2 separate regions of the Homo sapiens genome follow, and region 2 is linked to region 1. A link is an interaction called in ENCODE POLR2A ChIA-PET data of the cell type or tissue named here. Cell type or tissue: MCF 10A. All regions are shown on one strand. Links, peaks and the distances in the headings refer to the core of each region. The heading gives the core; the rest is flanking DNA. Region 1 has its middle 47 kb from the start of WDR26. Region 2 overlaps WDR26 (WD repeat domain 26).

Region 1 (16,721 bases), core at 5,373-13,372:
AGATAATTGAAGAAAAAGCCTTAGTTTGTATTTAAAAAAATAAATAAAATAATGGGTTTGGAAGATATTATTTGCAAGCCTCATGGTAACCTCAAATTTAAAAACGTACAATGGATACACAAAAATTAAAAAGCAAAAAATTAAAACATACCACAAGAAAATCATCACCTTCACTAAAAGGAAGACAGGAAGGAAGGAAATAAGAGAAGACCATAAAACAACCAGGAAACAACAAAATGACAGGAATAAGTCCTTACTTATCAATAAAATAAGTAATTGGTAATCGACTACACTCAACAATCAAAAGGCATAGAGTGGCTGAATGGATTAAAAACAAAACAAAACAAAACAAGACCCAGTGATCTGATGCCTAAAAGAAATACACTTCACCACTTCTATGCAAATGGGAACCTAAAAAGAGCAAGAGTAGCTATACTTATATCACACAAAATAGGTTTCAATACAAAAACTATAAAAAGCGACAAAAAGGTCATTATATAATGATAAAGAGGTCAGTTCAGCAAGAGGATATAACAATTATCAATATATATGCATCCAACATGAGAGCACACAGGTATGTAAAGGAAATATTACTAGAGCTAAAGAGAGAGAGAGAGAGACAACAATAGCTGGAAACTTCAACACCCCACTTCCAGCATTGGGCACATCTCCTAGACAGAAAATCAACAAAGAAACATTGGATTTAATCTGCACTATAGACCAAATGGACCTAATAGATATTTACAGAACGTTTCATCCAATGGCTGCAGAACACACATTCTTTTCCTTAGCACATGGATCATTCACAAGGAAAGACCCTATGTTAGGGTACAAAACAAGTCTTAAAACATTCAAAAAATGGAAATAATATCAAATATCTTCTCTGACCACAATAAAATAAAACTAAAAACCAATAACAGGAGGAATTCTGGAAATTATACAAACACAAGGAAATTACACAGTATGTTCCTGAATGACCAGTGGGTCAATGAAGAGATAAAAAAACGAAAGTTTTGGCCAGGCACAGTGGCTCATGCCTGTAATCCCAGAACTTTGGGAGGCCAAGGTGGGCAGATCATGTGAGGTCAGGAGTTCAAGACCAGCCTGACCAACGTGGAGAAACCCCGTCTCTACTAAAAATACAAAATTAGCTGGGCATGGTGGTGCATGCCTGTAGTCCCAGCTACTTGGGAGGCTGAGGCAGAAGAATCACTTGCACCCAGGAGGCAGAGGTTGCGGTGAGCCGAGATTGTGCCATTGCATTACAGCCTGGGCAGCAAGAGCAAAACTTCGCCTCAAAAAAAAAAAAAAAAAGTTTTTCAAGAAAAAGTTTTCTTGAAACAAATGATAGTGGAAACACAACATACCAAAAACTATGACATACATCAAAAAAGGGAAGTTTATGGGTATCAGTGCCTACATCAAAAAAGAAGAAAAACTTCAAATAAACGATATAATGATGTATCTTGAAGAATTAGAAAAGCAAGAGCAAACCAAACCCAAAATAAGTAGAAGAAAAGAAATAATAAAGATCAGAGCAGAAATAAGTGAGATTGAAATGAAGAAAACAATACAAAAGATCAATGAAACAAAAAGTTGGTTTTCTGAAAAGATAAAATTGACAAACCTTTATCCAGACTAAGAAAAAAAGAAAGAAGGCCCAAATAAGGGAAATCGGAGCCCGGGCCGGTGGCTCACGCCTGTAATCCCAGCACTTTGGGAGGCCAAGGCGGGCAGATCACAAGGTCAGGAGATCGAGACCATCCTGACTAACACGGTGAAACCCCGTCTCTACTAAAAAATACAAAAAAATAAAAATAAAAAAAAGCCGGTCGTGGCAGTGGGCGGGCGCCTGTAGTCCCAGCTACTTGGGAGGCTGAGGCAGGAGAATGGCGTGAACCCGGGAGGCGGGGCTTGCAGTGAGTCGAGATCGTGCCACTGCACTCCAGCCTGAGCGACAGAAGGAGACTCCATCTCAAAAAAAAAAGAAAAAAAAAAAAGAAAATCAGAGGCTGGGCGCGGTGGCTCAGCCTGTAATCCCAGCACTTTGGAAGGTAGAGGCGGGCGGATCACGGTCAGGAGATCAACACAATCCTGGCTAACATGGTGAAACCCCGTCTTTACTAAAACTACAGAAAATTAGCTGGTCGTGGCTGCATGCGCCTGTAGTCCCAGCTACTCGGGAGGCTGAGGCAGGAGAAGGGCATGAACCCAGGAGGCGGAGCTTGCAGTGAACCGAGATTGCGCCACTGCAGTCCAGCCGGGGCGACAGAGCGAGACTCCATCTCAAAAAAAAAAAGAAAAGAAAAGAAAAGAAAATCAGAGATGACAAGGGAGACATTACAACGGATACTGCCAAATTCAAAGGATGATTAGTGGCTATGAGCAATTATATGCTAATAAATTGGAAAGTCTAGAAGAAACAGATAAATTCCTAGATACATACAACCTACCAAGACTGAACCATGAAGAAATCCAAAACCTGAACAGGCAAATAACAAGTGATGAGATTGAAGCCATAATAAAAATTTCGTCAGCAAAGAAAAGCCTGGAACCTGATGGCTTCACTGCTGAATTTTACCAAATATTTTAAAACTGATAATACCAACCCTGCTCAAATGATTCCAAAAAATAGAGGAAGAGGGAATACTTGTAAACCTAATACTTGTAAACTATGCACTATGAGGCCAGTATTACCAGTAAACTAGACAAAGCCTCACCAATAAAAGAAAACTACAGGCCAATATTCCTCATGAACATTGATGCAAAAATCCTCAACAAAATAGTAGAAAACCAAATTCAACAACACATTAAAAAAAGCATTCATCATTACCAAGTGGGGTTTATCCCAGGGATGCAAGGATGTTTCAACATATGCAAATCAGTCAGTGTGATACATCATATCAACAGAATGAAGGACAAAAACTATATGATCATTTAAGTTGATGCTGAAAAAGCATTCGAAAAAATTCAACATCCCTTCATGATAAAAATCCTCCAAAAAAGTGGGTATTAAAGGAACATACCTCAATACAATAAAAGCCATCTAGGACAGACCCACAGCTAATATCATACTTAAAGTAGAAAACTGAAAGCATTTCCTCAAATATCTGGAACAAGACAAGGATGCCCACTTTCACCACTGTTATTCAAGTCCTAACTGGAGCAAACAGACAAGAGAAAGAAATAAAGGACATCAGAATTGAAGGAGGAAGTCAAATTAGCCTTGTTTGCAGATAATACATCTAATATTCAGAAAAACCTAAAGACTCCACTAAGAAAACTATCAGAACTGGTAAACAAATTTAGTAAAGTTTCAGGATACAAAATCATCATACAAAAATCAGTAGCATTTCTATATGCCAACAGTGAACAATCTGAAAAAGAAATCAAGAAAGTAATACCATTTACAATAGCTACAAATAAATTTAACCCATTACCCATTTGCCCTGAGAAATGAGCACTGGCAGCGAGCTGCACTTTTTTTGTCTGAATAGGAAATGGGTTAAATACTTAGGATTTAACCAAATAAGTGAAAGATTTCTACAATGAAAACTATAAAACACTGATGCAAGAAACTGAAGAAGACACCAAAAACTGGTAAGATAGTCCATGTTCATGGACTGGAAGAATCAATATTATTAAAATATCCATACCACCCAAAGCAATCTACAGAGTCAATGCAATCTCTATCAAAATACCAATGATATTCTTCACAGAAATAGAAAAAAAAATCCTAAAATTTATATGAAACCACAAAAGACCTGGAATAGCCAAAGCTATCCTAAGCAAAAAGAACATTCTGTGTCTTTTAGGTGGAGTGTTTAGGACATTTACATTCAATGTTAGTTTTGAGATGCGAGGTACAGGTTGCTAGGGAACTGGGGGAAAGCCGGCAGTTACAGGCCTCACCCTGCTCCCAAGCAGCCCACAGTCCTAAAGCTGATCTTACTCCCACCATGCCCCTGCAACAGCACCAAGTTTATTTCTAAGCAGCTGGTGACCAGGGCTGAGAACTTGCCCCATTGAGAAAGCAAGCAGCCTCCCCATGAGCCTCCCCATTGAGAAAGCAAGCGGACTCACAGTTTTTTGGCATCTCAGGGAGCCTGCAGGGGTGATGAAGTTCCTTCAAAGGGTGTGTGGATTCTTTCGGCTTTCTTGGTATGTTCCTATGGTAGTTCTTGGAGCAAAAGTTCACGATGTGAGTCTCCACATGCTGTTCTGTCCATCTGAGTGGGACGCGCAAGCTAGTCTTTCCTCGTATCCACCATCTTAATCTCCTAAGTCGAATTCTGAATTTCAAACAAATTCTTTAGGAGATTCTTCTGCCTGCTTATATTGGAGAACCCCAAATCCAGTCCTATAGTTTAGATGGAGTAACTGAAATGCCCACAAACCCATTATTTTAAACTGATGACAATGCTGCCTGCATAAACAAACAAGCAAAAAACAAATGAACAAAACCCCCAAAATTAATAAAAACTCTACACTTTAACTTTGTCTTCCTGCATTTTAACTTATTGTTGTTTATATTTTATTATACTGTCTATGTCATGAAAGTTGTTTTAGTTATTTTTGTTGATCAGTTCATCTTTTCGTCTTTCTACTTAAGATATGAGTAGTTTACATACCACAATTACAGTGTTAATGACATTCTGTGTTTTTCTGTGTGCTTACTGTTACCAGAGAGTTTTGTACCTTCAGATAATTTCTTATTGCTTATTAATGTCTTTTCCTTTCAGGCTGCAGAACTCCCTTTAGCATTTCTTGTAGGAAGGGTCTGGTATTGATGAAATCCCTTAGTTTTTGTTTGTCTGGGAAAGTCTTTATTTCTCCTTTATGTTTGAAGGATTTTTTTTTCCAGATATACTATTTTAGAGTAAAAGTTTTTCCCTTTAGCACTTTAAATATGTCATACCACTCTCTCCTGGCCTGTAATGTTTCCACTGAAAAGTCTGCTGCCAGACATATTGCCATTGTATGTTATTTGTTTCTATTCTCTGGCTGCTTTTAGAATCCTTTCTTTTTCCTTGACCTTTGGGAGTTTGATTATTAAATGCCTTGATGTAGTCTTCTTTGGGTTAAATATGCTTGGTTTTCTACAACCTTTTTGTACTTGAATATTGTTATCTTTCTCTAGGTTTTGGAAGTTCTCTGTTATTATCATCTTGAATAAACTTTCTACCCCCATCTCTTTTTCTACCTTCTCTTTAAGGCCAATAACTCTTAGATTTGCCCTTTTGAGGTTATTTTCTAGATCTTGTAGGCATGCTTCATTCTTTTTTATTTTGTCTCCTCCGTGTATTTTCAAATAGCTTCTTCTCAAGCTTACGGATTCTTTTTTCTGCTTGATCAGTTCTGCTATTAAGAGATTCTGATGCATTCTTCAGTAGATCATTGCATTTTTTAACTCCATAATTTCTGCTTATTTTTAATTATTTCAATTTTTGTTAAATTTATGGGATAGGATTCTGAATACATTTTCTGTATTATCTTGAATTTCTTTGAGTTTTCTCTAAACAGATATTTTGAATTCCGTCTGAAAGGTCACATATCTCTGTCTCTCTGGGATTGGTTCCTGGTACCTTATTTAGTTCGTTTGCTGAGGTCCTGGATAGTCTTGATGTTTGTGGATGTTCATCAGTGTATTACTCTGTTTTCATGCTGCTGATAAAGACATACCTAAGACTGGGCAATTTACAAAAGAAAGAGTTTTATTGGACTTAAAGTTCCACATGGCTGGGGAGGGTTCACAATCATGGCAGAAGGCAAGGAGCAGCAGCAAGTCACATCTTATGTGGATGGTGGCAGGCAAAAAAGAGCTTGTGCAGAAAAACTCCCCCTTATAATAACCATCAGATCTGGTGAGACTTACTGTCACAAGAACGGCATGGGAAAGACCTGCCCGCATGATTCAATTACCTCCCACTGGATCCCTCCTACAACATGTGGGAATTCAAGCTGAGATTTTGGTGGGGACACAGCCAAACTGTTATCATTCCCTCCCTGGCCCCTCCCAAATCTGATGTTTTCACATTCCCAAACCAATCATGCCTTCCCAGCAGTCCCCCAAAGTCTTTTTTTTTTTTTTTTTTTTTTTTTTGAGACAGAGTTTCACACTTGTTGCCCAAGCTGGAGTGCAATGGCGCAATCTCGGCTCACTGCAACCTCTGCCTCCCAGGTTAAAGTGATTCTCCTGCCTCAGCCTCCCAAGTAGCTGGGATTAGAGGCATGCGTCACCACGCCCGGCTAATTTTATATTTTTTAGTAGAGACGGAGTTTCTCCACGTTGGTCAGGCTGGTCTCAAACTCCTGACCTCAAGTGATCTGCCCGCCTTGGCCTCCCAAAGTGCTGGGATTACAGGCGTGAGCCACTGCGCCCGGCAGTCCCCCAAAGTCTTAACTCATTTCAGCATTAACTCAAAAGTCCACAGTCCCAAGTCTCTTCTAAGACAAGGCAAGTCCCTTCCACCTATGAGCCTGTTAAATCAAAAGCAAGTTAGTTCCTAATTACAATGGGGTTACAGGCATTGGATAAATATAGCCATTCCAAATAGGAGACATTGGCCAAAACAAAGGGGCTACAGGCCCCATGCAAGTCTGAAATCCAGCAGGGCAGTCAAATCTTAAATCTCCAAAATGATCTCCTTTAACTCCATGTCTCACATGCAGGTCACACTGATGCAAGAGATGGGTTCCTATGGTCTTGGGCAGCTCCATCCCTGTGGCTTTGCAGGGTTCAGCCTCCCTCCTGGCTGCTTTCATGGGCTGGCATTAAGTGTCTGTGGCTTTTCCAGGCACATGCTGCAAGCTGTCAGTGGATCTACCATTTGGGGGTCTGGAGGACAGCGGCCCTATTTTCACAACTTCACTAGGTGCTGCCCCAGTAGAGACTCTGTGTGGGGGCTTCGACCCCACATTTCCCTTCTGCACTGCCCTAACAGTGGTTCTCTATGAGGGCCCTGTCCCTGCTGCAAACTTCTGTCTGGGTATCCAGGTCTTTCCATACATCTTCTGAAATCTAGGTGGAGGTTCCCAAATCTCAGTTCTTTGACTTCTGCGCACCCGTAGGCTCAACACCATGTGGAAGCTGCCAAGGCTTAGGGCTTCCACCCTCTGAAGCAACAGCCTGAGCTGTACCTTAGCCCCTTTTAGTCACGGCTGAAGTGGCTGGGACACACAGCACCAAGTCCCTAGACCGCACACAGCACGGGACTCTGGGCCTGGCCCCTGAAACCATTTTCTCCTAGGCCTCTGGGCCTGTGATGGGAGGGGCTGCTGTGAAGACCTCTGACATGCCCTGGAGGCATTTTCCCCATTGTCTTGGGGATTAACATTAGGCTTCTCCTCACTTGTGCAAATTTCTGCAGCCAGCTTCAATCTGTCCTCAGAAAATGGGTTTTTCTTTTCTATCACATTGCCAGGCTGCAAATTTTCTGAACTTTTATGCTCTGCTTCCCTTATAAAACTGAGTGCCTTTAACAGCACCCAAGTCACCTCTTGAATGCTTTGCTGCTTAGAAATTTCTTCTGCCAGATACCCTAAATCATCTCTCTCAAATTCAAAGTTCCAAAAATCTCTAGGGCAGGGGCGAAATGCTGCCAGTCTCTGCTAAAACATAACAAGAGTCATTTTTGCCCCAGTTCCCGACAAGTTCCCCATCTCCATCTGAGACCACCTCAGCCTGGACCTTATTGTCCATATCACTATTAGGCTTTTGGTCAAAGCCATTCAACAAGTCTCTGAGGAAGTTCCAAACTTTCCCACATTTTCCTGTCTTCTGAGACCTTCAAACTGTTCCAACCTCTGCCTGTTAGGTCCAAAGTTGCTTCCATATTTTTTTTGGTATCTTTTCAGCAATGCCTCACTCTACTGGTACCAATTTACTGTATTAGTTTATTTTCATGCTGCTGATAAAGACATACATGAGACTGGGCAATTTACAAAAGAAAGAGGTTTATTGGACTTACAGTTCCACGTGCCTGGGGAGGGGTGACAATCATCGCAGAAGGCGAGGAGCAGCAAGTCACATCTTACATGGATGGCAGCAGGCAAAGAAAAGAGCTTGTGGGGGAAAACTCCTCCTTATCATAACCATCAGATCTCATGAGACTTACTCACTATCATGAGAACAGTATGGGAAAGACCTGCCCCTATGATTCAGTTACCTTCCACCAGGTCCCTCCTACAACATGTGGGAATTCAAGATGAGATTTAGGTGGGAACACAGCCAAACCATATCAATCAGTGTCTAGGCACTGAAGAGTTAGCTATTTATTGTGATCTTTGCAGTCTGGGCTTGTTTGTACCCATCCTTCTTGGAAAGGCTTTCCAGGTATTTGAAGGGACTTGAGTGTTGTGATCTAAGTTTTTGGTCAGCGCAGCCATAGCTGCATTAGGGGGTACCTCAAGCCCAGTAACACTGTGGCTCTTGCAGACTCATAGAGGTATAACCTTGTGGTCTTGGATAAAATCTAGAAGAATTCTCTAGATTACCAGGTAGAGACTCTTCTTCTCTTCCCTTAAATTCTCCCAAAGAGTTTCTCTCTCTGTGCTGAGATACCTGGAGCTGGGGAAGGGGTGACACAAGTATCCCTGTGGCCACCACCACTGGGATTGCACTGGGTCAAACTTGAAGCCAGCACACCACTGGGTCTTGCCCTAGGCCTGCTGTAACCACTACCTGGCTACTGCCTATGTTTGCTGAAGGCCCTAGGGCTCTACACTCAGCAGGTGGTGAAGCCAGTCAAACTTGTATACTCCCCTTAAGAGCGGTGAGTTCCCTTGGGCCTTGGATGGGTCCAAAGATGCTGTCCAGGGTTCAGAGCCTTAGAAATCTACCTGGTGCTCTATTCTACTGTGGCTGAGCTGGCACCAAATCCACTGGAACGAGTCTTTTCCACTCTTCCCTCTCCTTTCCCCAGCAGGCAGAGGAGTCTCTCCTCATGCACCACTACAGGCCCATGGGGAGCAGTGCTAGGATACTGCGGATGTTCATTTAAGGCCCAAGGCTGTTCAGTCAGCTTGTGTTGAATGCTCTCAAGCCTGGGACTCACCCTTCAGGGCAGTGGGTTCCCCTCTGGCCCAGGATAGGTCTAGAGATGCTGTTCAAGAACTGAAGTTTGGAATCAGGGACCCCAAGAGCCTGGTTGGTGCTCTTCCCCACTGTAGCGAAGCTGGTACCTAAGCTCCAGACAGAGTCCTCTTTATTCTTTCCTCTGCTTTTCTCAAGCAGAAGGGTTCTCTCCTCGTAGCGACCACAGCTGTGAATGTGCGGGGTCACAACTGAAGCCAGCATGTCCGAGTCTAACCCAAGGCCCTCAGTATGTACTACCTGATTACCACTGCTGATTATTCAGGGCTCAAGGGCTCTTTAGTCAGCAGATGATAAATCCTATCAGGAATAGGACCTTCCCTTCAAGGTAGCGGGCTCCCTTCTGGCCTAGGGTGTGTCTAGAAATGTTGTTTAGGAGCTAGGCCCTAGAATGGGGGCTTCATGACTCTGCCCAGTGCCCTATCTTTCTGTAGCTGTGCTCATATCCAAGTTGCAAAACAAAGTCTTCTTTACTCTTTCCTCTCCTCTCCTCAAGCAGAAGGAAGGGGTCACTTTTGGAGCTGTGAGCTGTACTACCTAGTTTTGGGGGAGAGGTGATGCAAGCACTCCCTTAGCCACCTCAGCTGGTGTCTCATTAGGTCGTGTGCTCCTCAGGTCCTTTGGCTCTGAGCCCAGCACAGCACTAGAAGTCATCTAGGAGTTGTACTCTTTATGGCCTAGACAGTCTTTCAAGTTAATTTAGGGCTCAGAGCACGTTAGCCTGCGGTGACAAGGCTTGCTGAAATTCAAGTTCTGACCAGTGGAGTGGGCGATTCCCCTCTGGCTAGGGTTGATCTAAATCATCCCTCCTTGGGCCCTGGCTGAGTTCTGCCCAGTGTTGGCAGTACTGCATTCCAGTGCAAAATCTCACAATCAATGCACTCTCCCTTCCTTAAGCACACAGATTCTCTCTCTGTGCCACACAGCTGACCACTGGCAGGGGAATGGGGAGGGATGGTGTTGGCAATTCAAAACTGTCTTTCCTACCCTCTCCAGTGCCTCTTTGAGTGATATGAAGTTAAAACCAGGTACTGTGAAATTAGTTGGGCATAATGGTGGGTGCCTGTAATCCTAGCTACTCAGGAGGCTGAGGCACAAGAATTGCTTGAACTTGGCAGGTGAAGGTTGCAGTGAGCTGAGATTGCAGCACTGCACTCCAGTCTGGGTGACAGAGTAAGACTCTGTCTCAAAACAAAAACATAAAACAGGTAGTGTGATTGCTCACCTGATTTTTTTTTTTTTTTTTAGACAGAGTCTTGCTCTGTTGTCCACGCTGGAATGCAGTGGCGTAATCTTGGCTCACCGCAACCTCCGCCTCCCCAGTTCAAGTGATTCTCATGCCTCGGCCTCCTGAGTAGCTGGGATTTATAGGCACATGCCACCACACCCGGCTAATTTTTGTATTTTTTTTTTTTAGTAGAGACGAGGTCTCACTATGTTGGCCAGGCTGGTCTCAAAACTCCTGACCTCAAGTGATCCGCCCACCTTGGCATCCCAAAGTTCTGGGATTACAGGTGTGAGCCACCACACCCGGCTGATTTTTGGTTCTTATGAAGGTGCTTTTTTGTGTAAATAGTTGTTAAATTTGGTGTTCCTGTGGGGGATGACAATCAGTAAACGCTTCTATTCTGCAACCTTGGTCTGCCTCCTCCCCTGCTTGCATTTTTTCTGATAAGAAATTTGCATGTATGTAGTTTTTTTCTAACTACTTTTAAGATTTTTCCCTTGGCTGGGTGCGTTGGCTCACGCCTGTAATCCCAGCACTTTGGGAGGCCAAGATGGGTGGATCCCCTGAAATCAGGAGTTCGAGACTAGCCTGACCAACATGGTGAAACCCCGTCTCTACTAAAAATACAAAAATTAGCCGGGTGTGGTGGCGCGTGCCTGTAATCCCAGCTACTCTGGAGGCTGAGGCAGGAGAATTGATTGAACCCAAGAAGTGGAGGTTGCAGTGAGCGGAGATCGCACCATTGCACTCTAGCCTGGGCAACAAGAGCAAAACTCTGTCTCAAAAAAAAAAAAAAATTGGGAGGCCGAGGCGGGCAGATCACGAGGTCAGGAGATCGAAACCATCCTGGCTAACACGGTGAAACCCTGTCTATACTAAAAATACAAAAAATTAGCCGGGCGCGGTAGTGGGCACCTGTAGTCCCAGCTACTGGGGCGGCTGAGGCAGGAGAATGGCACGAACCTGGGAGGCGGAGCTTGCAGTGAGCCGAGATCACGCCACTGCACTCCAGCCTGGGTGACAGAGCGAGACTCTGTTTAAAAAAAAAAAAAAGATTTTTCTCTTTATCACCAGTTTTGAGCACATTGACTATGATATGTGTTGGTGTTGTTTTCTTCATGTTGGGATTCATGAAGCTTCTTGTATCTGTGACTTTGTAGTTTTATCAAATTTATAAATTTTATAAAATTCACCCAAATTTTAGCCATTACTTCTTCAAATATTTTTATGTCCCCATCTCTCCTACCTTTTGGGAACTCCAGTTGCATGTATATTAGGCTGCTTACAACTCATGGATGCTCTTCTCTGTGTTTCATCTTGGATATTTTGTGTTGATGTCTTCAAGTTCACTCATCTTTTCTTCTGCAGTATCTACTTTGCCGTTAATCCCAGCAATGTATTTTTATCTCAGATTTTATAGTTTTAATCTCTAGAAGTTTGATAAGAGTCTTCAAAAAATATCTTTCATGTATTTACTTAACTTTTGAACATATATAATATAGTTGTAATGATTATTTTTTATGTCATTGACTGTGAATTCTAACAGATGGATCAGTTCTGGGTCAGTTTATCTTGACTGATCTTTCTCCTCACCAAGGGTCAGTTTTCCTGTTTCTTGGTATCTATCTTTGATTGTATGCCAGACATTGTCAATTTCAGCATATTGAGTGCTGGGCATTTTTACATTCCTACTAATATTTTTGAGCTTTATTTTGGGATGTAGTTGAGTTTATTGGAAACAGCCCTCTGTTACATACCTGCCCTTCGTTCATAAACTTATATAGTCACTCTCTGCTTCTCCATATTGGGCCACTGGGTGCACCTTCCAAGATGGTAGCTTTTCTTGGTTATTCAGAATCCCTTACAGGTAAGAACTCAGGTTTTAACAGGAAGATCTTTCCTTTTCTTCACTGAGCTTTCTCCTCCTAAAACACTACAACTACTGACCAATAGAAGAGAAGCTCCTTTGTAGGTCATTTATTCTTTCAGAGTTTCTCTTTTGTTTCTAGGCATCAGCCTTCTTCCATTCCAGGTAGACTGCTATGTTTCTTTCTCTTTCTTTTCCCACACCTTCTTTCCTTCCCCTCACCTCACCCCACCACCGCCCCCCTTTATTTTTTAGAGACAGGGTCTGATTCTGTCACCCAGGCTGGAGTGCAGTGGCGTGATCATTGTTCACCACAGCCTTGAACTCCTGGGCCCAAGCAATCCTGTTGCCTCAGCCTCCCAAGTAGCTGGGACCACAGATGGTGCCACAATGCCTGGCTAATTTAAAACAAATTTTGTAGAGATAGAATCTCACTATGTTGTGCAGGCTTGTCCTGTCTCCAGCTCCCAAAGTGCTAGGATTACTAGCATGAGCCAGGATGCCCAGCCCTCTTCTTTCTTTTAAAACTTTAATTATGGAAAATTTTAAGCGTGCAAAGAAAAATAGACTGATACAATGAATTCCCATGTATCCATCCACAATCATCAACTTGTAAAACTTCAGTTTTCTAATGCTTCTGATTTGGGAACACTGGGAACTTGTTTTCAAGTTACATTAGAAATCATGCAGTAGGGAATGCACAACTTTTTTTATCTTGTCAGTCATATGGAAGGGACGCTTTCCCTTTGAGGTGGTTTATTATCCAGGTGAGGATGCATACGATATGAAAACTATCAGTCTCCAGTGATTTCCAGGGGTTACCACAGGCATCTCAAATATTCTTTTACTTTGTATTTTTTGTGTTTTGAGACAGGGTCTGGCTCTGTTGCTCAGGCTGAAATGCAATGGTGTGATCACGGCTTACTGCAGCCTCCAACTCCTCTGCTCAAACGATCCTCCCACCTCAGCCTCCCCAGAAGCTGGGACTACAGGGGCATGCCACCATGCCCAGCTAATTTTTGTGGGGTTTTTTTTTTGTGGAGATAGGGCCTTGCCATGTTACCCAGGCTGTTCTCAAACTCCTGGGCTCAAGCAGTCCTCCTGCCTCTGCCTCCCAAAGTGCTGGGATTACAGGCATGAGCCACTTTGTGTTTTATGCATAGTCCTTAAGTGCAGCCTGTAGCTTTCACTGTGTTTTGTTTATACTCTCTAGATGATTTGGGCCATATTTCATCTTTCATCTAGGTTTATATTCCTTGAATGTAATCACTAAGTTTTTTTCCTGTATACACACATACACTTATATGCCTATATATACATGAATATATACGTATACATACCTAGAATGCTCTTTCTATATCAACTATGCCAAGTGAATAAAAGCAAACTAGCATCATGTAGTAAGAGGCACCTGATAGAATCCTGGCATCACACCTCACTAGTTGGTGCAGCTTTTTAAAGGTTGCTAAAACTCTATGAGATTCAGTATTGTCATCTGCAAATTGAATAACACTACCTTCAAGATGATTGTTTGGATTAGAAATAATGCAAGTAGAGTGCTTATCACAGTGCCTGATGCACAGTACTAACGCAATAAGTGATATCTATTATGATTATGACAGATGCAGCATTGCTGTGAAAAGGATAGCAAAGAGTATTATCCCCAGGTCGGCTGACTAAACAGGCTCCGGATGGACTAAAACACTGACGAAAGTCACGTAAAGAGCCAGTGACAGATCTATAACCAAACTCATAAATGTCACATCCTAGACCCAGAGTCTCCTGTAAACATACCAAAATCTAATTTCTGCTTATATCTTTATGGGAGAATTCTATTTTCTAACAGAAATAAGACATTCTCAGCAGCTCATTTCAAGGGGATTTACTAAATTTATGATTCCAGGCATATAGTTTCAGGCTTTGTGCCTGAAACCATGTCCTTACATTTACAATCATATTTGAGGTGAGCCTATCAGACCAGTACAACCAAAACACCAGCTGTGATATTTTTACTGAGTTTATTTGTAGACAGGTTGGTTCTCAGAATCGTAGACTATTAGTGGACAGTTTGTAAACAGATGGAGAGAAGTGCTTCAAGAATTCACACAGAGAAAGGAATGTTAGGAGCCCTTCCTCCTTCTGTCTTTCTGTTCCTCTCTCTCTCACACACACATATTCCTTTTGATCTTTTACCCTCTAGGTTCTGGAGAGGTATACACACTTCTGTATTTTCTCCCCAAAGTGGAGAAATGGTTTTTCTCAGCTGTTTCCCTCCATATTTTACTGACTGATAAAAATATGTCATAGTTACAGCTATCATCTGCAGCTATTTAAAGGATGTAAGTTCTGCCTAAAAGGTAAAGGCAACTTCAAGCAAAAACAGTGAAAATTGTATAGAAGAAGCTTCCCTTTCTGTTCTAAACAGTTAGGTGAGAAAAGCGCTATTTGAAGCGGTTCTGGAAGGATGTACCTGTAACTATGGCCTACTGATATGACATCCCTTCTCACTCTGGATCACAATGTTACATTCTCCTTTTAGCAGGGATCGCCATAAGCAAGTTAGATCAAATCATGATGAATTACCTAGGAAAGAGTAAAAAACAGAGGCCATTGGAAACCCTTTCCTTCTTTAAAAACCCTTTCCTTCTTTATTGTTTCTTTAAAAAGAAACAATAAATCTTCTTTCTCTTAATCTTTTTGAAAACCCTATTCTTTCATTAAGCACAGGGCATGTTTGTGTCTCTACACCATTCCTGGTGCTTTACACATAGCAGGCACTCAGTAAATAATTATTTTTGATGCTGAATATATAAGTTGATACTAGTTGAGAATCTAGTATGTGACCTAACCTTGTTAGGTATGATATGATACGAGCTACTAAAGAGGTATAAGTCAAAAATCCTGGCTTTTATTAAGCTTGCACTCTAAATGGGGCCATAGCAATTTTGAGAAGAGTTTGGCTATTATTTCCTTGAGTGTTTTGGCTACCCCATTCTATTTCACTCCTTTTGGTACTCCAATTGTACTTACGTTAAATCTTTTGATAAGGGCCCACAGGTTCCTGAAGCTCTGTCAATTTTTTTTCCCATCTTTTTTCGCTCTGATCTTTAAATTAGATAATTTATCTATCTGTTAATCAATCTTCAAGTTCACTGACGCTTTCTTCTATATCTTTATTCTGCTGTTAAGCCCATTCAGTAATTTTTTTTTGGGGGGTGGGGGGGAACAGAGTCTTGCTTTGTCATGCATGCTGGAGTGCAGTGGCACAATCATAGCTCATTATAGCCTCGAGCTCCTGGGCTCAAGCAATGCTACTGCCTCAGCCTCCTGAATAGGACTGCAAGAACTACAGACATGTGCCACCATGCCCGGCTAATTTTTCAAAATTTGTTGTAGAGACTAGGTTTCTCTATGTCACCCAGACTAGTCTCAAACACCTGGCTTCAAGCAATCCTCCTGCCCCGTCTTTCCAAAATGCTTGGATTATAGGCATGAGCCATCATGCCTGGCCCCTATCTAGTAATTTTTAAATTTTAGATGTGTTTTTCAGTTCTATAATTTCTATTTAGTTATTTTTTAGAGTTTCTATTTACCTGCTGACAATTCCTATTTTTTCATTTATTAACAAGTGTATTTCCCAAGCGCATTTTCCTTTAAGTCCTTGAGCTTAGTTGTAATAATTGTTTCATATAACCCTGTCTACTAATTCCAATGTATGAATCATTTCAGGGTTGATCTTCATTGATTTTATTCTTTTTCTTGATATGAGTAGTGTCTTCCTGTTTCTTTGAATATTGAATAATTTTGAACTGTATCCTGAACATTGTCAATACATTGCAGAGATTCTGAGTTCTGCTATGTTTCTCTGAAGAGTATTTTTCTTCTTTTTTTTAATGGTAGGCAGTTAACTTGGCTGAATTCAAATGCTAAACTTTATCTTCCCTGCTGTGAGTGGTAGCTCACATTTCTGCTCAGGTCTTTTATTCTTCAAGTCTGACTCACACACATGTGGTTCCAGCATCAGCTGGACAGTTGGTCAGAATTTATATACACAATTTGGGGCTCCCCCTTTCTGGCCCTCTCCCTTTCAGGATTTCCCCCACTTTGCTTTCCAGCATCTATATTTCCCTCACATCCCATCCTTTGGTTCACACCAGTAAGACTTTGGTTTTTTTTTCTGACTTTTAGCTGCCCTGCATAGTGCCATTTGGGGGCTTTCCCTCAGGATAAAAGCCGTAAAAATGGGATGCTCCCTTAGTGCTTTTCCCCTCTTTCAAATGTCCACTCCCCTCCAGCATCTACCTACTTTCGGTTGCTCTTTTGTGACTTTAGAAAGATGTTTTTATTTTCTGTCCAGAGCTCACTGTTGTTATCTGTGAGAACATTGGTCTGATAGGAGCTATTAATACATGGCCATGACTGGGAGCAGGTGTCTTAGTCCATTTGGGCTGCTGTAACAAAACACCATAGACTGGGCAGCTTGTAAACAACAAACATTGATTTTTCGGTGCTGGAGGCTGGGAAGTCCAAAG
Region 2 (8,000 bases), core at 1-8,000, 65 kb before region 1:
TCTCGCTCTGTTGTTCAGGATGGAGTGCAGTGGTGCGATCTCTGCTCACTGCAACCTCCACCTCCTGGGTTCAAGTGATTCTCCTGCCTCAGCCTCCCCAGCAGCTGGGATTACAGGTGCGCACCACTACACCTGGCTGATTTTTTTGTATTTTTAGTAGAGACAGGGTTTCATCAAGTTGGCCAGGCTGGTCTCGAACTCCTGACCTCACGTGATCCAGCCACTTTGGCCTCTCAAAGTGCTGGGATTACAGGCGTGAGCCACCACGCCCGGCCTGTTTTTTTTTTTGAGACTGAGTTTCGCTTGTTGCCCAGGCTGGAATGCAGTGGCACGATCTCGGCTCACTGCAATCTCTACCTCCCGGGTTCAAGCAATTCTCCTGCTTCAGCCTCCCCAGCAGCTGGGATTACAGGCACCCACCACCACACCCGGCTAATTTTTGTATTTTTAGTAGAGGCAGGGTCTTGCCATGTTGCCCAGGCTGGTCTCAAACTCCTGGGCTCAAGTGATCTCCCCACCTCGGCCTCCCAAAGTGCTGGGATTACAGGTGTGAGCCACCATGCCCTGCCTAGAAATTGTATACAATCTAATAAACCTTTTCAATGTACATCAGGATTTTTTATTCAGAATAATTCATTTTAATCAGAATAATTTTAATCAGAATAATTCATTTATTCATAATTCTTTATTCTCCAGAAAAAAGCGGGTATTTAATTTCAAAGCTAAGATTTAATTTCCGAAAATAGTTTTCTAGTTCCAATGCTAAAATCTAGTTTCTAAAAGAGTAAAGAAAGTAATAAAAATTAGCAACTTTTCTTTTGAAGACTTTTAGATAAATAATAGGAATTAAATTTAGGTTCAGACCCAGCATGGTTGCTCATACCTGTAACCCTAGCACTTTGGAAGGACAAGGTGGGAGGATCACCTGAGGCCAGGAGTTTGAGATTGGCCTGGGCAACACAGTGAGCAACCCCATCTCCAAAAAAAAGAAACCACAAAACAACAACGAAAACACAAAAACAAAGCAAAAAAGTTTTTTTTGAAATTAGCTGTGTGGTGGTCCACACCTGAAGCCCCAGCTGCTCAGGCTGAGACGGGAGTTCAAGGCTGCTGTGAACTATAATTGCACCACTGCACTCCAACTTGGGCTACAGGGCAAGATCATGTGTTGAATAAAAACTTTTTTTAATTAAAAAATAACTAAGTAAATTCAGGTTCTATTTTTGCAGTTTAGCAATAAAGGGCATAACTCACTCTCAAGACTGTGTATATAACGTAATGTCTGACATTATTCTCTTAGTGACTTTAAAATCTCTACAGTAAAAAGCTAAGGCTGACTCCAAGTTTTCTGGTTTGGGAAAACTGGGTAGATGGTTGCTTTTCACTGAGGTAGGGAATTTAAGAAAAAGCAGATTTTGCAAAAATAGGTGAGAGGGAAAGGAAGTTCTGTTTCGGACATGCTGTGTTTAATGTACTTGAGAACCCAAATTGTGGCATTAAGGTCTAAGGCTCAGGAGATAAATTCTGTAGCTCTGGCCTGTATCTAGTTGTCATTAGAACCATGGAAGTATAACTAAGGATGAGGGAAGAAACAATTCTGGAACACGTATTTCTTTCTTTTTTTTTTTTTTTTTTTTTTTTTGAGACGGAGTCTTGCTCTGTCGCCCAAGCTGGAGTGCAGTGGCGTGATCTCTGCTCACTGCAACCTCTGCCTCCCAGGTTCAAGTGATTCTCCTGCCTCAGCCTCCTGAGTAGCTGGGACTACAGGCGTGTGCCGCCATGCCCGGCTATTTTTTTTGTATTTTTAGTAGAGACAGGGTTACACCATTTTAGCCAGGATGGTCTTGATCTCCCGACCTCGTGATCCACTCGCCTCGGCCCCCCAAATACTGGGATTACAGGCGTGAGCCACTGCACCCGGCCTGGAACATGTATTTCTTAAAGGGACAGGTAAAGAAGAAGAGCCTAAGGAGTAGCCAGGAGTTAAACTAAGAATCTAGAATGTTTTAGAAGTCAAAGGAAAAGTTTCAAAGTAAAGTAGTACAGTGCTATAGTAAGGTGAAGATATAGGCTGGAAAATATCCACTGAATGTGAAAGAGGTATTCTCACCAACATCTACAATTCTGGTATTATGTTAGCTACACAGGTCCTAATACTAAAGAAATATGAAGAGTGAAGGAAAAGTAAGGACAAAGACATTGCGAATGTGTAGTAGGCAATGATTTCAAGAAGTCAGCTCTAAAGTGGAGGGGGAGAGAGAAAGAGAGGTAAGTAGGAGCATAGAGTGAAGGTTTTGTTTTAAGATTACAGAGAAGACCTTCTAATCAGTGGTTATTTCAGAAGAAAAAGGATGCTTTCATTCCTCTGTAAAACTCTGAACTGCTTTTTTCTTTCTTTTTTTTTTTTCTGAGATGAAGTCTCACTCTGTCGCCCAGGCTAGAGTGCAGTGGTGTGATCTCAGCTCATTGCAAGCTCCGCCTCCTGGGTTCACACCATTCTCCTGCCTCAGCCTCCCGAGTAGCTGGGACTACAGGCGCCTGCCACCACGCCCGGCTAATTTTTGTATTTTTAGAAGAGACAGGGTTTCACCATGTTAGCCAGGATGGTCTCAATCTCCTGACCTCGTGATCCACCCACCTCAGCCTCCCATAGTGCTGGGATTACAGGCGTGAGCCACCACACCCAGCCTGGACTGCTTTTCTACACAGGCTTATGAGAGCTTGGTCCCTGACCTGAGGGTTGGAAAAAGTTAGATTAAGTATTTTTCATCACTTAGTTTCATAGGTACTGATGTAGATGTTAAAACACTTTGGTCATGTTCCCATAGATTCCAGTTTCCAAACAGGAGGGCAAGCTCTTAACGTACTGATACCTCTTGAACCATTATGTCTAGTCACAACCTTTCAAAATATTTAAATTTATGAACCAAAAAAAGATTTGGGTTCACAAGCGTCTTAATTTTAACACTGTTCTCAAATCTGCGAATGGAGCTATGAACCATGAAACTATATAGTCTTTTAATCTATTATCTCTTCCTATTGCTATTCAATTTTATACAAAAAGATTTTTAAATCCTCAGAAGCAGGTCAATGAACATTATTAAAGAGTTTAAAAGGGATAGGGGAAAAAATTTCTAATCACTTCCTTGTAGAATATTTAAGATATGTACCAAGTAATAATCTAATATTTTAAGATAAAGTAAGGCCAATATCTCAAACAATTATTATTTTTGTACTTCAAGTAGGGAGAGTGAGGTTAAAAACTCAATAGGTACAAAAGTGGTTTATACACATGTAAAAAATTATTTTATATCACAGTAGAGATATGCATATATAGACAATTTTTACGGTTATTCAGAAGTTCCTCGTTATTCCAAAGTCCTCATACTTAATATGTTTTTGTCCTTATTTATGTTACTTTCATTAGTTCTTTGATATCACTGGTAAAAGCAACTGAGCACATGCATTGCAGCTATTCTCTATTCTCCTTTTTGTTTGGTTCACCAGATTCAAATTATTTCATTCTTGAAGTCTGAAATATTTCACAATTTGTTATTCGATATCTTAAAATTAAAGCTATGCTTTAGGCCCAGCATGGAGGCTCACGCCTGTAATCCCAGTGCTTTGGGAGGCCAAGGCAGAAGTATCGATTGCTTGAGACCAGAAGTTCAAGACCAGCTGGGGCAAGAGACCCCATCTCTACAAAAAAACTTAAGAATTAGCCAGGCATGGTAGTGCATGCCTATATAGTCCTAGCTACTCAGAAGGCTGAGGTGAGTGGATCACTTGAGCCTAAGGCTATATAGTAGCCTATGATCATGCCACTGCACTCTATCCTGGGCAACAGAGAGGCTGTGTCTAAAAAAGAAACCAACAAAAACATCAAGAACAAAATAAAGCTATACTTTAATTTTAGAGACCATTAAAATAGTAGGTATATTTTTACTCAAAATACTCCTAATGTCGAAAGAGAAGCCTGAATTCTTACAAGTTAAATTATGGACATGGGTACACATGGTAAAAAAAACCCAAACCATAAGTTAATAGCTGTTGTTCTAGCCATTTTTAGAGCCTGTCTTCTACTAAAAAGCAGAACTTTCATTAAGAAAAAAGTATTACCATGATCTTTATGTGCAGTAAATAATTTGGGACATAGTTAAATTGTCAGACACAGGAAACAAGTAACCAAACCTATAGATAACGAAAAACTGGCTTCCCAACTTCAGTTCTCAAGGTATGGTTACTAAGTAAACATACAGAAATTTCTCATAATTTTCAATTTTCATAGTTCCAGCTTTACTCGTGAACAAATGCTAAATCAGACATGAACTGTTATATAGCTACAGGATAAGACTCTAAAAAAGAAAACTAAAATTTTGTAAAATGTTAGGCTGTTTCAGAATATAGGAAGTTTTCCTCTTACCTACTACAAACATGGTCTATAAGCAGAGACACAGAATCTAGATTATTATCAAGTTTGGTATTGTGATATAGGCACCGATCCCTTTGTAGTTCCACCGCCTGCCGCAGGAGAGTCTGTAAACGCCGTGGGGGAAGCATCACTGATGGTGGTAAATAGGCTTTAATAGAAGATATTTTAAAAAAGAGAAATAATAATAAACTGTAAACTTTTATTTAAGACATTTGCTCATCTTCTGCTGTACTTGTTCCTACCCCAATAGTATCTATTCCTTAAATAGAGAAGTTCTGCGTTATGCGATACGTGAGCTTTACGAATATTTGTCAGCAGCAATAGCTATGCTGCTCATAAAATTGGATATATTTGGTGGGAGGGGTTTACTTTATATGTGGATTTTCTAGGGGCAGGGAGGATAAGTGAGGAATAACAACAACAAAATGAAGAAAAAGAAGACAACAATGAAAAGAATATTAGATATTATTGTGTACCAGGAGACCAGGTGTAAGTAAAATCTCCACTTAACAAATAGCAAAATTTTGGCAAATGTTGCAATAGGTTAAGTTCTAGTTCCCATCAAACTGCTCTAAAAATCGCCTCTTGGCCTTTTGGCTAAGATCAAGTACAAATTGCTCCAAATGCCAAAGATACTGTGTGAATTCAGGGAGTAACTGGTGTTTTGATATCCATACCAACCTACTGCAATCCTTGAATCCCTTATACCTCCCCAACTGCACGGCTTTGTGATTCTTAGGATCGTCACTGTCATTTCAACATCAAAATTATAGAATCATATAATTTTCAGAGAGAACATCTTTTACATAAAAATACAGCAAAAATGAAACCTGCATTACAATCTAGAATAAACATAACATGGTTGGGGAAGAATAAAACAATTTACCTAAAGAAACCTGGACCTTACTATTGAAATCAACAAAATCTTTAAAGCACTTGTGACTTAAAACTGTGGTTTACATATTTTTTTCTCTTAACACAGTACTTTTCCCCCAAACAAAATCTTAAGGGGGAACATCATCACATAATACAAATGAAAGAAGGGCTGCTCTGGAACCAGTGCCCTTTCACTGACTCCTGAGGTTAGCTTCTTAGACTCCATGACAGAGTCTGAAAAACTGGATTCTCCCTCTTCTAAGCACTCAATAAAAGTATGTCCAGATATTCCCCATCTGTCTTCCTAATTGATCACTGTATCCATTTGTAATCTAAGAGAAAACACAGCAACATAAAAAATTAAGACTCTTACTCTGAAGTTTATCCAATAGTTTAGATCGGGAAGCTGTCCCTTTGCCTTCCCATTCTGCTTTTGCACGTAGGTCTTCTGCATGGCTACACATCAGATACCTAAAAATACAACAGAGAAAGCAACCAATATTAAACCCATTTCTTTGTAATAAATGTAATTGAAAAGTACTGACCATCTGGCTATCTGCTTCTTACTAATACATGTCAAGAAATTTCTACAGTGGACTCAATTCATTAATATAATATGGCACCTGCATATAATTACTAAAATGTAAAGTAACAATACCTATATATATATTACCTATTAACAGAACAAATTCTTATGTTATTGTTATATATTATATATATGGCTCTTATTGTGCAGGTTCTAGCACTCAACACATATTACTTCCTTTAATGTTTATAACAACCCTGTAAGCACTATTATTATTCTATTTTTATAAATGAGGAAACCAAGGCACAGAAAGCTTAAGTAACTGGCCTAGGGTTAAGAGGCTAAGTAGGTATATAAACTCAGGCATTCCAGCTGTAGAACTTGCTCTTAACCACTAGGCTAACTTAACTACTTCTGAATAGTAAAATAAAACTCAAAGAACATATCTTCAAGACTTTATAATAAACATCATTCAAAAAATAGTATAACTGGATAATCATCCTTGTGTCATCTTGTGAAAGATACTGAGATCCCAGAGCACAAAACTGGGGAACTGTTTTATTGCTCACTGTATGTACAGAAGGTGGGATAAATGCTAAAGTTCACAGATTCTGGAGAATACATGAGGGGCCCCTGCTGGGAGTGTGACCCTGACCTGGTTTTGGTTCTTCTCAGAAGAATGGGCTTTGAAAGTAAAAGAAGTGAAGGTATTATTCAAACATGGAGATTAGACCTGGCAAGTAACTCTCCTGCTATTCTGTCTCATGCTCTGCCAGACAAATCTGTTTCTCTCACTTGTAAAAAGAATATTAAATAGGGTAATGAGGATTCTTGAAGATGAAGCATTTTAAGTACTTAGTCTACGACCTGCTATACCTCTCAGTTAACATGAGTATCATCACTCCCTCCCTTTCTTAACTGCATAAAGCATATTTCATTTAGAATCTAAATGATTTAATAGTCTCTTCCCAAACAGCAGAACTACTTTTCCTCTTGATTTTTAGTACATAAATAGTGCTTTAACTGATCAAAAAAACTTATTTAATAATGTAAGTAATTATACTCAAAAACGCTATAGGAAGTTAGCTATTGTGTTTTTTTGTATTTTTAGTAGAGACAGGGTTTCACCATGTTAGCCAGGATGGTCTTGATCTCCTGACCTCGTGATCCGCCCGCCTCGGCCTCCCAAAGTGCTGAGATTACAGGCGTGTGCCACCGTGCCCAGCCAGAAGTTGGCCATTGTGAATATTTTGTTTCTAAAACAACTTTTTTTGGGCAAAGTTTATTATCAATAATTATATTTTAAAATGTTCATTTTTAAAATTTTACAAAAGTGACTTAGAATTGCTTCTATGTCCTTGTGAAAATACATATTAAATCTTAAAGTTTTAAATGAATTTCTGTTTACAGAAAGTCACATGGTACAACTAAAAGGACATTGGACTGAGAAGGAGAAACCCTGGGTTCTGATCCCAGTTCCACATCTCACCACCTTTGGGCCATTTCCTTAGGTGAAAAACTCATGGTGTGCTTCAGAATAAAACCCATATGACTAATTATATGTTCTGACACAAGAGCAGGAAAAAAATCATCATGTGAATGATATTCCGATGACAAAGAAATCAGATACCGCATTAAAAAGGTAATCAGCACGCCTGTAATCCCAGCACTTTGGGAGATGAGGCAGGAGGATCACCTGAGGTCAGGAGTCCGAGACTAGCCTGGCCAACATGGCGAAACCCCGTCTCTACTAAAAATACAGAAAAAAAATTAACTGGGCGTGGTGGTGCATGCCTGTAATCCCAGCTACTTGGGAGGCTGAGGCAGGAGAATTGCTTGAACCCAGGAGGTGGAGGTTGCAGTGAGCCGAGATTGCGCCACTACACTGCAGCATGGATAATGGAGAGAGACTCTGTCTCAAAAAAAAAGGTAATCGGAACAAGAAATTTGTCAGCTACCATATCAAAACATCTAGCAGGCCAGGTGTGGTGGCTTGTGCCTGTAAACCTAGCACTTTGGGAAGCCAAGGTGGGAGGACTGCTTGAGCACAGGAGTTCAAGACCAGTCTAAGCAACATAGCCAGACTCCATCTCAAACAACAAGAAAAAAACCTGTAGAATTTATTGTTTCAAGATGTGGTAGTGGGTAAGACCAATGACTTTGGAA

What was found. ChIA-PET counts read pairs that join two places held together with the same protein. Peaks named below come from ENCODE experiments on the same cell type or tissue, not always from the same donor. Only the 100,000 strongest peaks of a DNase experiment are listed, where the experiment ranks them.
Region 2: POLR2A ChIA-PET joins it to region 1 with 6 read pairs; 3 of 35 experiments call an interaction of 5 or more read pairs at or near these places.

Annotation. Positions count from the first base shown.
Region 1 is chr1:224,473,068-224,489,788 of GRCh38, forward strand. It overlaps a transcript of CNIH3 not described here. Among named protein-coding and RNA genes, the nearest start is that of WDR26, 47 kb to the left of the region's middle. RefSeq lists a silencer at 923-1,092 and an enhancer at 7,010-7,536. In MCF 10A, for the core only: no CTCF peak of the experiment used is centred there; DNase peaks (open chromatin) are centred at 9,724 and 10,324.
Region 2 is chr1:224,413,837-224,421,836 of GRCh38, forward strand. It overlaps WDR26 (WD repeat domain 26), which reads right to left. Exons shown (of 14, transcript NM_001379403.1): 5 at 5,682-5,779; 6 at 4,424-4,580. Among named protein-coding and RNA genes, the nearest start is that of WDR26, 17 kb to the right of the region's middle. In MCF 10A, for the core only: no CTCF peak of the experiment used is centred there; no DNase peak of the experiment used is centred there.